Regions from separate parts of the Mus musculus genome. Here region 1 is linked to region 2. Evidence: chromatin loops called from intact Hi-C (ENCODE). Cell type or tissue: left cerebral cortex. All regions are shown on one strand. Each heading gives the region's core, and the rest is flanking DNA. Links, peaks and the distances in the headings are about the cores only.

Region 1 (7,703 bases), core at 2,941-5,440, 280 kb after region 2:
GTGTTTGGGGCTTCCTGATGGGGACTGTGTGGCTGAAGATCAAAGCCAGTTTATGTATGGTAGAGTAAACAGTGGAAGGAACAAGCAAAGATACAGCCCAGATTTCTTCACTCTGGCTTTGCTTACTGCATAAAAACACACTGCACAGACCACTCCTGTAGCCAAAGCCACAGGTATTTACTGGGTGTGACCTGGACCTAGCACGAACTCCATATAACCTGCTCCATCTCCAGAGCCTTTGTGTAAACCAAACCATATTTATATGTGTTTTATAGTTGGTTGTTTGGTTGGTTTGAGGTTTTGTTTGTTTTTGAGATCAGGTCTTACATCTGCCTGCCTCTGCCTCCCAAGTGCTGGGATCAAAGCCATGGCTCACTACACCTGGCCATATTTATGATTTAATTCTCATGACTCCAACTTGATGTCCCTAGAAAGGATCACGGGGCTGAGGATGCACCTCATATAGCACAGCCCTTCCTGGTGTGCATGACGTCTAAGGGCCTACCCTTAGAAACTCATACATCAGGCATGGGATATACATATGCAATCAAGCACTGAAGAAGAGCAAGAGGACCTGGGATTGAAGGTCATCATCAGAGACATAGCAAGTTCAAGGCTAACCTGGGCTATATTGAACTGTCTCAAGAGGGAAAAGTATGCTATGAGAGCCGGTCACGGTGGCACTGGCCTTAATCCTAGCGCAGGAGGATGATTTGGAGCCAGCGAGTGCCTGGATGAGACCCTAACTCAGTAAACATATGCATCCACTTTGAAAAGATGGGTTATACTTGTTCTACTGACAGTAGCAGACAGGCTGGGGTGTTATGTCAGTTCAGCTGCTAGAGTGTTTGCCTGGCATGCAGGGAGCCTTGGGTTCCGTCCTGCGTACCACAACCATAGCATCATCCACTATGCAGTAGGTTCAGGGCCAGCTTGGGATATGGATACTCTGTCTCAAAAGAAAGGAAACAGTCAGAAATTACAATTCTTGAGGATTTCCCATAAGCCACACTGGAATAAGGATTCTTGGGGGCTAGGGACTGTAGAGCGAGACATGACGCTTCAGTCAGCATGTTCCCGGGGACTTCTTTGTGCCGTGGGAAGCCTGAGCAAAGTGTGTTCACTTTTCTGCTCCCGTGTCCCAGGAACTTCACCGCTGCGCAGTCATCAAATGCCACCGTTTGGTCACTAAGGCTCGAAATGAATGCATCTCATGCTAAGTAGTTTGCTGCTGGGAATCCTCAGGTTTAAAAAGAGAAATGTGGGCGGAATGAGCCAGCTCATCACCACTTCAGATGCTGCACCTCACCGTAGCCAGGGAGACAACAATAGAAAGAAGGGTGGGGGTCAGAGGCTCTCATCAGCATTTTTCCGAAACCTGGGCCCTTCCCTTCGGTCAGCACAGGTTGGAAACTGATTTTTCAAAATATAGACAAGAACCAGGCCATGAGGTACCCCAGAGATGCAGAAGGCTCTTCTCCATCTGCTCTGTAAGTACTGTGGACGAGACTGCTAACCCCTTGAGGCACTCTTCTCTGTTGTTTATGCAAACCTTCACCAGAGACAGAAGACACAGCTGGGCAGCCAAATTGAACAAGACTATTTCAATCACCAACAGCTTTCTGGCTTTGACGGCGGGGCTTGAACAGCTTCACTAGGCTACAAATTAGAATTTGTTTTCAGGTTTTGTGTGTGTGTGTGTGGTATATGCACAAATGTGTGTATAATGTGGCAATGCACATGTGTGTGCATGTATGTGTGTGTAATGTGGTATGTGCACACACATGTGTATAAAAATGTGTGTGTGAGATGTGGTATATACACACATGTATGCATAATGTGATATATGTACACACATATGTGTAATGTAGCATACCCACATATGTGTGTGTGTGTGTGGTATGGTATATACACAGATGTGGTATATGCACAAATGTGTGTATAATGTGGTAATACACATATATATGTAATGTGGTATATACAGAGATATGTATGCACATGTGTGTATAATGTGGAATATCCACACATGTGTGTAAGATGTGGTATATGCACATGTATGCATTATGTGATATATGCATACCCATATGTGTAATGTGGCATATGCATATATGTATGCATGTATGTATGTGTGATGCGGTATATGCACAGATATGTGTGCATGTGTGTGTGAGTTTGTAATATGGTATATGTGTGTGTGTGTGCGAGTGTGTTCAAGTGTGCACTCTCATGTCTGAGTAGTATTACTCTCCCCATTGCTTCTCCCAGGTCTCCTCCCTCCCTGAACTATGCTGGCCTAGCAGCTTCAAACTCCATGGTCCTCCTGTCTCTCTGCCCTTGACACACTGGGTCACAGGCACAGGCGCCACCGCACTCAGCTTCTCCTGTGGGTGTTGGCAATTTGAACTCAAGTTCACACTTGAGCTTGTCTACTGAGCTGTCTCCTGACTACAGCTTCTACATCAGTGGTTCTAACCTGTAGGTATCAACAAATTTGGGGAGGAACGACCTTTTCATGGGGGTATGAAGACCATTGGTCACCTAAGACCATTGGAAAACACAGATATTTACATTACAATTCACAACAGTAACAAAACTAGCTATGAAGTAGCAACAAAAAATAATTTTATGTTTGGTGGTCACAACATGAGGGACTGTATTAAAGGGTTGCATTGTTAGGAAGGCTGAGAACCACTGTCCTATATATTTCTTATTAATATCCACAATAATGTTGACGTAGGCCTCTTCTGCTTAAGAAAAGACAAAATTAAGACATGTCTGTTTCCTATACACTGTTCAGAAAAATTAGACTAGCGCATGATCTATTTCCTCACCTCGTATTTCTGTAGCGCCTTAACAGCTTTTGAGAACATTTTAACCGATTGTTTTTGTTTTTTGCTCTCAAAATGTAATTACTTCTTCTATTGCTTTTGCAAAATGCCTGATGAAACTAACTTAAGGAAGAAAGGGTTTCCTCCGGCTGGTGCTGGAGAGAACAGTGCGTGACCTGGCGGTGGGGGAAGGGTGGGGGGACACTGTGAGAAGCAGCTGGTCCTGAGGCTGGTGAGGAAGCAGGCAGAGAGAAGTACCAAGATTCCCCTCACAGCCTCAGGTTCACTGGTCCTGGAACCCCAGCTGAGTTTCTCCTCAGTTAAACTCTCTGAAAAACAAATCCGCTGCCCCAGAGGTCTGTTTCCATGGTGATCCTAAAGCCAATCATGATGACTATGAAGACAAACAAGGGCTGTGACCCAGGAGACCTTACCCTGACAGATGAGGAAACAGAGGTCTAGACAGGTTAAATATGTCAGGGAGATTCCAGCACCAATAAACACATGAGCAACACCAAGTGAGCTGACCTCCCTGGGTGTGGTGTGCCTGCCTTTCACCCTAGCACCTAGGAGACAGAGCCAAGAGAATCTCTACAAGCTCCAGGCCTGTTAGAGATAAGCTGTGAGACCTTATTTACAAGCAAACAACAAAACAAAGCCAGCAACAACTGGGTGTGCTGACACAAGTCTTTATGCCCAGCACTTAGGAGACAGAAGCAGGTTGGTCACTGTTAGGTCCAGGTCATTCAGGTATACAAAGGGAGTTACAAGCCAGCAGGAATACACAGTGAGACCCTGCCTACAAACAACAAAAACAAAAATAAATAAACAACAGCAACAACAAGAAGCCGTTTTGTGGGGCTAGGGATGTAGCTCAGTTGGCAGGGTAACTGTCTAGCATGCATGGAACACTGGGTTCCACTCCCAGACTCCCAAAAGCCAGGCGTGGTGGGGTAAGCCTGTCCTCCCAACACTTGGGAGATGGAGGCAGGAAGTTCAAGGTCTTCTGTGTGGATTACATGATACCCTGCCCCAAAATGCTGTCTTTCATATTATGTATAAAACAGAGCTTTTAAAAATATTATTATTATTATTATTATTATTATTACCACCATTATTATTATTTAGCACTCCTAAGGACAGTTTCCTTGTAAATCAGAGTCTTCACGCTCACATTTACATTTAGATTAAGTCATTGAAGCATTCAACACTAGAGGGCGCACCACGAGAAGGCTGGCTGCAGAGACGCCCAGAAAGCCTGCCAGTGCAGCTAGACACCTGGCAACGCAAGGATGAAACAGGAAATGAGCAATAAAAATCTACAGATAGCATCTCCAGGCCAAATGTCACGGGCTGCTTGATGGGTTACGAACCAGTGCTCGCCACTCACCCACCCCCACCTCATCACCACCCCACCCCCATCCCCACCCCACCCTTACCCCAGCTCCACACCAGCCCCACACCAGCCCCACCCTAGTAATGGAATGACCTTTCCCATTTAGTCTCAGATCTCAGTAAAACAGGACTGGTATAATTATCTCCGCTTTATAGATTAAGAAACTGGGCTGAAGAGATGGCTCAGCGGTTAAGAGCACTGACTGCTCTTCCAGAAGTCCGAGTTCAAATTCCAGCAACCACATTGGCTCACAACCATCTGTAATGAGATCTGAGGCCCTCTTCTGGTGGGTCTGAAGACAGCTACAATGTACTTACATATCATTCATAAATAAATAAATAAATAAATAAATAAATAAAATTTTAAAAAATCTTTGGGCCGGAACGAGTGGGACCGGAGGTGGGGGGTGGGGGAAGGAAGAAACTGAAGTTATACTAAAAGCGAGCGATGGCGATGTTTTCAAAGTCCTAAGTACAGGAGCATTTTACTGTCTGCCTTCTTCAAATGGCATGGATAGTTGATGTTTGAGTCAGTGTCTTCATTTGCAGAACTCTTTAAGATTCTTACATCGAGCCAGGCAGTGGTGGCACATGCCTTTAATCCCAGCACTTGAGAGGCAGAGGCAGGCGGATTTCTGAGTTCGAGGCCAGTCTGGTCTACAGAGTGAGTTCCAGGATAGCCAGGGCTACACAGAGAAACCCTGTCTCGAGAAAAAAAAAAAAAAAAAAAAAAAAAAAAAAAAAAAAAGATTCTTACATCGAAACTCCCTTGTTCCGCATCCTTGACTCCTGGCTGGCCAGTCTCCCTGCAGTCACAGTCACAAATACCTTTCTGGATTTCTCTCTTGCTCCATTCCACACTTGCTAACTGGAAGTGCCTTCCCCCTTCTCTTGCCATTTCTGAGGCCAGTGAGCTCCCCTCCCCCACCCCACGGCCACCCCACCCAAGGTCTTCTTAGCACTCCTCTGTGTGTCTTTAGAGGACTCTGTATTGACCCTGACTCCTAGGGCTTCCTATGCTGCAAGGGGAGCTCCTAAATGCTGCCTCACACTGGCTCATAATTCTTTGCAGGGGTCAGAAACACCTCAAGTCCTATTTGTAGGCGCCAAGCCCTATACACAGTGTGATCCCAAGGCTGGGTTAATATCCGGTTCATTTATTAAGCATCCTGAGTGGTTATCATGATTACGGTGTGGGTAGCTGGTGAGCTCTGAGTCCGGGTGCCTCTGCTTGCATTCATTTGAATGAGTTCACACTTCTGTATTACGCCATCCACCCAGATTTGCATTTGTTACTGCTACTTCAAACATTTTCTCAGGATGCTTCATTTCTACACATTTGTTTCTCAAAAGTGGCAGCTGTAGGACTGGGGATGCGGTTGAAAGGTGGCTCGCCTAGAGGGCACAAGGCTCTAACCACCCCCACCCCCACCCCGATTTAGGTGAAAGCCTATAATCCTAGCACTTAGGAGGTAGAAACAGGAAAACAAAAAACCAACGCCATTTTTGGCTGTGTAGTGAGTCTAGAGCCAGCCTAGGATACAGGATTCCCTTTTTAAAAGCTGAACTATCTTGATTTATATAAGCACGGAAAGTGTGCCACCCTGTGGTCAGGAGTCAGGGTGGGACCCCCAGAGGAGCTGTGACGTCATAGCTATTTCACCACCTTCATTTTCCCTGTCGATCTAGTGTTGTTGAACTGGACACATATTTCTTTTCGTCCTTGGATGTGACTGATGCTATGCTAGACCCTGGAGAATCAGAATGCATATGGAAGTGGGTTCACTGACAAAGCAGGTGCCTGGTGTGTGTCCTGGTTTGGATCCCTAACGTTAAAGAAAAATAATCAAAAGCCACATCCAGTTCCTGAAACTGAACCTGTAATGGTTACGACGGAGCCATCTCAAGATCCCTATGTCGGTGTGTTTAACTGTTAGCAAGAAAGAAGAAATGATTCCATCCCACTCTTGGGAGAATTCAAATGACTCTGGATCTTATCATTGGTACATTGTGCGAGGATGTAGCTTGGTCAATAGAGTGCTTGCTTAGCATACGGGAAGTCCATGTTTGATCTCCACATTGTGTGTTGTGTCTGTAAAAAGGCCTTGGGAAGCCCTGAAGGATGATGGGACAAAGCCAGGCTGTAGATTTCACAAAGCGTCTGCTGGGCCACCTTAGCCCCTTGCTAATGATGCTACCGAGAGTCAGCGAGTTTCCAGGTGGACTGATACCAAGGCCACCCTGGAGACCGTGCGGATGGTGCTCCGGGCCGGGCCTCTCCTGAGCACGTTGCTCATGTTATTGAGCTCTCCCCAATGTCAAGCACCAGTCATTTCCATTTTACTGCTGAAGAACCTACTCATAATGCTAAATGTCTGTGCCCCGCCCCCAGTTCATACATGAAGCCCTAATCCCCAGCGTGGTGTAGCAGCTTTGGAGAAGGAATCTCTATCAGAATAACTGAGGCTAAATAAGGCGGTTAGGGTAGGACTAGTGCCCTAAGATGAGGCATCGCAGAATGCCTCATGGTCAAAGGCCATGTGGGGACACAGGGAAAAGCAAACAACAGCAACCTAAGGGTAAAGATGTCACAAGACAGTGAGCCTTCTAGCAGGTTGATCTTGGACTTCACCTCCAAAACTTCAAGACAGCCAATGTCTGCTGTCAGAGCAGCCTTGTTTACAGCTTTCCGTCCTAGCACCCGGAGTTAATTATAATTTAACCAGGGGAGGGTCCTTTGCCTGACACAGATAACAAGTGCTCTACCCAGGACTTGCACTTAGGACTGCTAGTGAGTAAATAAGATAATGCAGATAAGTTGAAGCCGAGGCAGGAGGATTGCCAGACTGAAGCTATATAGCAAAATCCTTTCTCAAAATCAAAGTAAAAGAGCCAAAAAATAAAAATAAAATAAAATGACAAACACACACAGATTCATTAGCACACCAATTTATACTGGATACCATTTGTTACTTTCAAGTTCTAGAACGTAGGTGCTCAACCACAGAGGATGCATAAAGAAAATATGCTCTGTGTACACAGTGGGATTTTTTTTTTTAAAACCAAAAAGAAGAAAAAACTTAAAGATGGAGAGTAAGCTCAGCAGTAAAGGGCACTTGCTGTTCTTCCAGAGACTGAGTTTGGCTCCCAACACCCGCACCAGGCAGCTTACAGCTCCTGTAAGTACAGAGGACCCAACTCCTTCTTCTGGTCTCCATGGATATCTGACCTCAACTCACTTGCATGTAAACACACACACACACACAACACACACACACACACACACACACACACACACACACACATACACACACACAAATACATGTAATTTTTGGTTATTTTGGCTTTTGTTTGCTTGTTTTCTGTGTGTGGCTTTATTTTTATTTTATTTTATTTTATTTTATTTTATTTTATTTTATTTTATTTTATTGAGATAGTATCTCTCTATGTAGCCCTGGTTGTCCTAGAACCTGATATGTA
Region 2 (7,703 bases), core at 1,993-4,492:
CACACCAGTGATCCCAGCACCCAGGAAGATGAGTCAGGAGAATCACAAGTCTGAGGTTAGCCTGAAATACATAAAGAGACCATACCAGTAAATAAATTGATGGATATAGGTAGATATAAAGGTAGATAGATAGATAGATAGATAGATAGATAGATAGATAGATAGATAGATAGATAGATAATGATGTTACATAGAGAAAGAGAGAGATAGCAAGAATCAATGTACTTGGGCTGACATGCAGAGGTCCTTCAAGATCAACTAAGGCTTTGGGTGAGAGGGAAAGAAGATTCCAACAGAATCCAGAAATCCAGACGCCAAGGGAGAGTGGCAGCAGTCAAGAGTGAGGAGCATGCCACATTAGAGGAGAAGAGGTGAAAAGGACTAGCCAGGGAGCCTCCATAGCCTGGGATAGCCAGACACCCCTGGCTATCAGCCAGGCCCAGCAAGAACATGAAGTGCCAGTCATTTATGAACTTTGGAGAGAGGTGAATAGTTAGGTGTGAGGAGTAGCCCACAGTCCTTCCCTGCCATGCAACTAAGGGCAGCTAGGGAAGGAGAAGAGAGGAAGAGAAAGTCCTACCTTTAGGAAAAATAAAAAATTTAGATAAGACACTAATTCCTAAATCAACTCTGCCTTGCAACCTAAAACAACCATGGGCTCTTGTACGGTGAAGTTCCCTTGGGGTTTAATCCCACAGACCAATGTCCGTCCTTCTAAATACAATTTATACTGACAGCAAGATGCAAAACTTAACTTGTGGGGGTTTTCCCTATCATTTCTCCAACCATAAGTATTAAATACACCATACATATTTACATTAATGAAAGCATTATTCAGACTACCCATGTGAATAAAAACAAGATTGTAAATGAAACATTCCATTTCTATCACGAAGGAAAATGACTATGAATTGTAGCCGCAAAGCCTTTCCTCTAAAAATCGCCCTCAGATCTATTTCTCGTTATCTGTGCCACACTGACAGACAGCATTAGCAGAGTGTAGTGTGCATTAGGCAGCCCCATAAGAGATCTGATTACACACAGCTAAGTTCTCATTGATTATAAGGGCCTTACAACTTAGCCAGGTTCTCCATAGCTTCCCTGCTCACAGCAGCTGCCCCACAACCAGGCCCACAGCCCAACTCCACAAGCCCAGGGCTCACACTCTCTGCTCTGCTCTGGGCTGATCCCAACGCTGACTTCTGGCCCTTCACCACATGACCTAATTGTGGCATCTGCTCCCGTGGTTTCTCCTCATCCTTCAGTTCTTGGTGCCATTTCTTCCCAGGACAGTTTGGTGGTCATTTCTGAAGACGGGGAGGAGGGACTGACACAGACATCACTCTAAGAAAATGAGCCTTCTTATGCCTTGACAAATCTTCCCCACTTCTTTAGCCTCATATTTTAACCAAGTGCAAGAACTCAGCAACAATTCTGTTTCCACACTTCCTGCTTGGACCTCCAGGTATCAGATATAAGCTCACCTGCCATCCTGAGCCCTATCCTTCCTCCCCCCTCCAGCTCTCCCATGGGGTCCTGGCAGGTCCTACCACCTCTCACAAACACATGCCGATGGAAGTTATTAACATTCTCTACCAATCCAGGAATAATAAGCCAACTGTTATCAATGTCTTACCATGGGAAGTGTTGTATTATTTTATTTGATTCTTCCAGCACCCTCTTAAGAGAGGCATTTTGCTTTTTTTTTTTTTTTTTTTTTTGAGTTAGGAACTTAAGATATATACAGCTAATACAACTTTCCCAATATTAACTGCCTATAAGTGACAGAGAAAAAGCTTGACAAAGCCGTGTAGCAACTTCTGGTACATCTGCTGATTTAACGTCTGCACATTCAAGAGGGGGAAAAGCATCAAGCGTATCCAGAAATGACACTGAGAAACATATAAACCACTAAGTGGAGAAGGGAAGACGGAGACTCCATTCGAGACTTCACATCTGCAGACACACCAGCCGGGAGAGCTACAGTGCAAACAAGAGACTGTAAAGGGAATACACTGACTTGGCAAGAGACACAGAGGCTGCCAAAACACTGGGGAGAAAGAAGAGACTGGACTTATGTCCTAGATGAGCAAGAGCTAAAACTGTCCTGGAGAGTCCAGATCTGCCTGGTGAGTAGCTTAGCCTTCTGCAGGAGGGTTCTCCATTACCTGCTGAGAAACCAGAGTGTGTCGTGCTAAGTCCAAACAAACAAAGGTCCACAGAAGCTTGGCTCTGCATTGACTTTGAGAAATTCAACCATTTTGTCAGAGGAAGCAGGTTGAGCCACACCGAGGCAAGGCCCTTTTGAAACTTAAAATCTTATAAAGCTGTATTAGATGTGTAAACAATGAGAGTTAGCTAGCTGTATGGGGGCAGATCTCTTAATGGGTGCTTACATACCAGTGCCTTCGTGCACAAGTAGGATCATGAAAAATTCATAGTCAAATAACGATTAGTATCTCAGTGCCTAGCACTACGTGAAGGCTTGGCAAATATTTCACAGTGGTACCACTATGATGGGGGCATGAAGAGCCATCGTATGACCCCAAAGAAAACAAATACATGCTCTCTCTAGGTCATTTACATTTAAGTGCCCTGTGCCTAGCTCCTGGCAGACCCTTACACATGGCAGGCAGTCAACAGACATCTGTTAGATAAATAAAGGAAAGGAAGAAATGGGACTAAAAATGACTGCTCTTGCAGAGGACTTACCTAGGTCTAGCTTCCAGCATCCACATGGTAGTTCACAACCATCTTTAACTCCAGGTGCAGAGGCTCTGACGCCCTCTTCTGGCACTGCACACACAGGGTACCCATAATAGATGCAAGCAAAACACTCACAGGCATAAATCTAAAATATTTTTTAAGGAAAGCAAGAAACAAATGAATCCTAGTGATGCCTTGATAGCAATGTTATTTGCGACTACCAACTAGAGACCAAGTATTCCAACCTAAGAGCCCCGGCCATTCTCACTCAAACCACAAGAGGGCGCTTTATAAAAACAAATGAAACTCGGAGAGAAACAAGAGGCGGTCAGACCTTAAGAGAAAGTTAGTGTGAAACGAAATCGATTCAGAAACATGTTTTCAAAATTGCCCTCACCCCATCCTGAGAGAATGGCTACATTCATTCATTACATATCAGAAAACAACTGCGTCATAAAGGACCTCTGATTATGAGCTCAGTGGTCCTTTCATAAATAAGAGACAAAAGATTATTTACGCTGATGACATTTGGGAAGTATTTGAAAGCAGTCAACCGTGCTAGCTCACATTGCAGTTCTTAAAATGCCCAAGGCCATGATGGGAAAGCCCGTGCTTTCAGGGACCAGCGTTGTATGCGTGCTTAGAGCAGACCTGAACGCTGAAGATCACGAGGGAGGATCAAGTAGATGCCGGCATCCATCACAAGCTAGTTGGTTCAGATCCAACTCAAACATCAAACCAGGCTTTCTACAGGCTGGAACAGAGCGACAAATAGCCCATCTGTATTGCCAGGGGCGGCACCAATGAGAGCAGACATCTATTTCCATAAAAATAGACTTTAGTGGCTGAAATAACCGGACATTTGGCAGGGCCGGCTCATAAAACGAGCATTTCATATGCCAGTAGGCTATAATTGGTACAATAAATCATTTTCTTTGTACCCAGTGAATCTTTAGTTTTCCAAAAGACTAAGCCCTCAATTTAAAAGGGTCTAAATTGTTTTTGCCTTAAAGCCAGCTATCTGGAGAAATAACTTCATCGCAACAGCTGCAGCATAACAGGCCAGTGTTTCTTCTCAAAACAATATGCATTGTTTTCTTCTAGAATCATGTGCTTTTCTCATACCAGTTTTAAAGCTGCCAAAATCAGTTTTTTATTCTAAGAAGCACAGAGATGATTGGAGCAATGGCTCAGTGGGTATAAAGTTCTTGCTGTATTGAATCTCTCACAGAAAGATGAGAGGCGGAGACCGGAGACTGGCCTAAAAGATCAGGGGCCAAGCCAGCCTGGAATAGGCTGCACAGTGGGGCGGGTGAGGGGGTGGGGGGAGAAGACTACACTGGTTAGTTTTTGTCAAGCTGACACAAACTAGGAGGCCACCTCACTGGGAAATTACACCAATCTGGCTGCCCTCTGAGCAAGCCCATGAGGCATCCTCTTGACTGTTAATGGGATAGGGGCCACAGCGGATGCTGCCACTCCTTAGCGGTGGTCCAAGGTTCTATTAGAAATCAGGCTGAGCAGGTCAGTAAGCAGCACTCCTCTGTGGTTTCTGCCTCAGTTCCTGCCTCCAGGTTCCTGCCCTGCCTTCCAAGATAATGAACCTATGAACTAAAATAAGCTTTCTCCCCAATTTGCTTTTGATCCTGCTTTTGATGACAGCAACATAGAAGGAACTGAAACAGAGACCTTCCTCTGCTGTGCCCCGAAGACCCAGGAGAACACCACTCATTGCAGGTCAGATTAAGAGTCCTTTGTTCAAAACAGTGGGCTCAAGACAGACAGGACTCTCAGAAGCAGAGTAGGGTTTATTAAGCCAAACCCCACAATCACATCACCCCAGGTGTGGGCCGGGGGTGGGGGGCAGAAGTTTTGAAAGTTTCAGTTCATCTGATTAAAACAAATTGGTTTTGTGTTGTAAAACAGTGGACCTCCGGAAGCTGCAGGTGTGACTGCATGAGACCGGAAGCTGCAGGTGTGACTGCATGAGACCGGAAGCTGCAGGTGTGACTGCATGAGACCGGAAGCTGCAGGTGTGACTGCATGAGACCGGAAGCTGCAGGTGTGACTGCATGAGACCGGAAGCTGCAGGTGTGACTGCATGAGACCGGAAGCTGCAGGTGTGACTGCATGAGACCGGAAGCTGCAGGTGTGACTGCATGAGACCGGAAGCTGCAGGTGTGACTGCATGAGACCGTTCTGCCACCAGGATGTGGTTAGTGGGGGGGGGGGGTTGGGGAGTGGGAGGGCACTGGGAAGCTTTTCAGCCAGAAGTTAGCCGAAACTAGAATAAAATGGAGTCACTTTGAGCAGCTCACATCAACAAGTAGAAGAGAAACAACTAAAAGACCTCTGACCTCCACACAGGCTCCAAGAAATGTGTGCAAGTGCACGCACACACACACATACACACACCACACACACACACACACACACACACACACTATATATATATATGTATATATATATATATGTATATGTATATATATATGTATATATAATCACATATACATACACACAAACACATGCACACACACCACACACACATACATACCACACACATACATATACACACAAACACATATGTGCACATCATACCTACACATGCACCACACACACAAACACATATGCACACACATATACACACATACACATAGACACACATATGAAAATTGCTTTTATAGTCAGCAAAGAGAGAACAGACAGGAAATAGGACTCTGCTATCTAGTAAAGAACAATGGCCGACCTGCCTCAAGTCATGGTTCCGAACGGTTCCATAACCATCTGGACCAGTGCCACCACTAGAGGAACAGAGTTCAAACACATGAGCCCACGGCGGACGTTCCCCACCCAAATGATAACACTACCAAAAAGAAAAAAATGACCCAAATTTAGCACTCAGTCAAAACAGATGACCCCTGAAGTGTCCCATTTAGATAACTCTTGGTAGATGTGATGGTGACTGTCTTAGCTCTAAGTTAATGCACAAATTCAATGTTTAAATCTATTTATTAGGCCAGTTAGAGGGCTCAGTGGGTGAAGGTCAGCCTGATGACCCGAGTTTGGTCCCTGTGACCCACATGAAGGAGTAGAGGGACCAACTCCCTGCAGGTTATCCACTGACACCCATGTGAATGCACTGGCACCCCCAACACACATAAATATGTATACTTAAATAGTTTATAATTAGAAAGCATTCTATGAATTGCCCTTGCATGAACTAAATAATCAGTATTAACTCTATTCTATAATTCTTGGTTTCTAGCTCTCATATAAATAATTCCCCTAAAGGGGGTGGTTGGTGATATCTTCGCTTCTTTCTAAGCCAATAATTATGTATCTATTTATCAATGCCAATGGGCTTGGAAAAGAAGTGCTTCATATCATCTGTCATATGAAAGATAAGTACTAACAAAACTAAAATGAATTTCACTTATTCAGAGCTATAAGGCCATTCCATTTTCACTTTCAAGGGACAGCTTCCTGGGACATACGATGATGTATATGTGTACCTATGTATGCACATATGCATACTCATGTGTATGTGTGTGTGTATGTATATATGTATGCACGACATGCATGAGTGTACATCTGTGTGCATATTGTGTGCATTTGTGTGTAGACATGTGTCATGTCCCTATATGTGTGCATATTTTTCTGTGTGTGCTTGTGTGTATGCATACTTGTTTGTGTGAGTCTCTGTGTGGACATATATTTCTGTGCATGTTTGTAAGGGTGTGCTTGTGTGTATGCACGTGTGTGTGTGTGTGTGCGTGCGCGCGCGCACGTGCATTTGTATGCACATGTGTATGTGGGGGGTTGGAGAATATGTGCTACCACTTGTCATATAAGCTTATACTCCACCTAGGAGATAGTAGATGTTAACTGGGTTTTCAAGGCTATTTGTTGACTTTATCAACTATTGAGTGATTTTCAGTGATACTTTCTGAAGTGAGGAAACTGAGTTTAGAACCCCGGTAGATAGCAAAAGAACAAATAAGATAAAACACAGGGAGTCTGATCATTCTGCTGAGAGCTGACTATCTGGAGTTCTTTGGGCATTGAAGAGCAAGAAGCCACCAAGGATAAAACCTACTGTCAATGGAATACATTTAGAAAAACCATACACAAATACTAAAAGCTGGTACGCACAAAGTGTAGGTGAGACTCTACTTACAACCTCAGACAGTCATAATAACAGCGACAACAGTAAGCTTCAAGGTTAGCGGGGTATGGTGGACACTGAACATCCTCAGGGTCCACCAGGACTGGGTACCAACTCTCAGTGCCAGCTATGGTTTCTGTCCTCATCCAGCTGTGGTTTCTGAATCTATTTTACTGATCCAGTCACTTCCTCTGCAACCCCAGAAACAAAGATTGAATGCTATCTGACAAAATACATTGTAACGGGACAAAGCACAGTGTGAACTCCAAGCAATCAACAACGCCTCCAATCACACTGTCGTTCTTTGATTCTCATTGAGAAAGCAGAGGAAACGTTAGAAAGCGTGTCCAAGGCCTTCCAGATGTCTTAACTACAATTCTCACAGCATTCACAGGCCAAACTGGGTTACTTTGTAGCTGGAGTTACTAACCTGCCAGCTCGCTTAGGTTTCTGGGTCTGAGTATGGTAACTTTTGCTTTTGAATAGTGGGGTTCTGGTTAATGATTCAAACCAACACTTTCCAATGCTTCTGTGGCATACAAATGCCTCAACACTTGGATTTTTTTAAAGTGTGTGTGTGTGTGTGTGTGTGTGCGCGTGCGTGTGTGTTCACGGGGCGGTCACAGTACAGCTGCAGTAGTTTGTTTTCTCCTAGTATATAGCTTCCAGGTTTGGACTCAGGTTGTCAGACTTAACAGCAAGCACCTTTTCAGACTGAAGAATCTTCCTGCTCCAACCTTTTTCCACTCTAGATACAACTCCTCAGTAGAGGATCTGCAGTGTTTCCTATTCTCTTTTTTTTAGCCTAGCCTTTTCAGCCTTCACATTCACA

The links. A loop is a pair of places that touch in the nucleus more often than their neighbours do. Peaks named below come from ENCODE experiments on the same cell type or tissue, not always from the same donor. Only the 100,000 strongest peaks of a DNase experiment are listed, where the experiment ranks them.
Region 1: it touches region 2 in a loop (4-fold over the local background); 14 of 42 quality-filtered maps call a loop at or near these places.

What each region holds. Positions count from the first base shown.
Region 1 is chr5:105,680,975-105,688,677 of GRCm38, forward strand. No RefSeq gene overlaps it. Among named protein-coding and RNA genes, the nearest start is that of Lrrc8d, 15 kb to the right of the region's middle. In left cerebral cortex, for the core only: a CTCF peak has its summit at 4,039 (motif pointing right); a DNase peak (open chromatin) is centred at 4,053.
Region 2 is chr5:105,397,185-105,404,887 of GRCm38, forward strand. It overlaps Gm26519 (predicted gene, 26519), which reads left to right and starts at 4,042. Exons shown (of 3, transcript NR_166586.1): 1 at 4,042-4,443; 2 at 4,633-4,921. In left cerebral cortex, for the core only: a CTCF peak has its summit at 2,976 (motif pointing right); DNase peaks (open chromatin) are centred at 2,991 and 3,390; H3K4me3 peaks cover 642 bases; H3K27ac peaks cover 1,035 bases.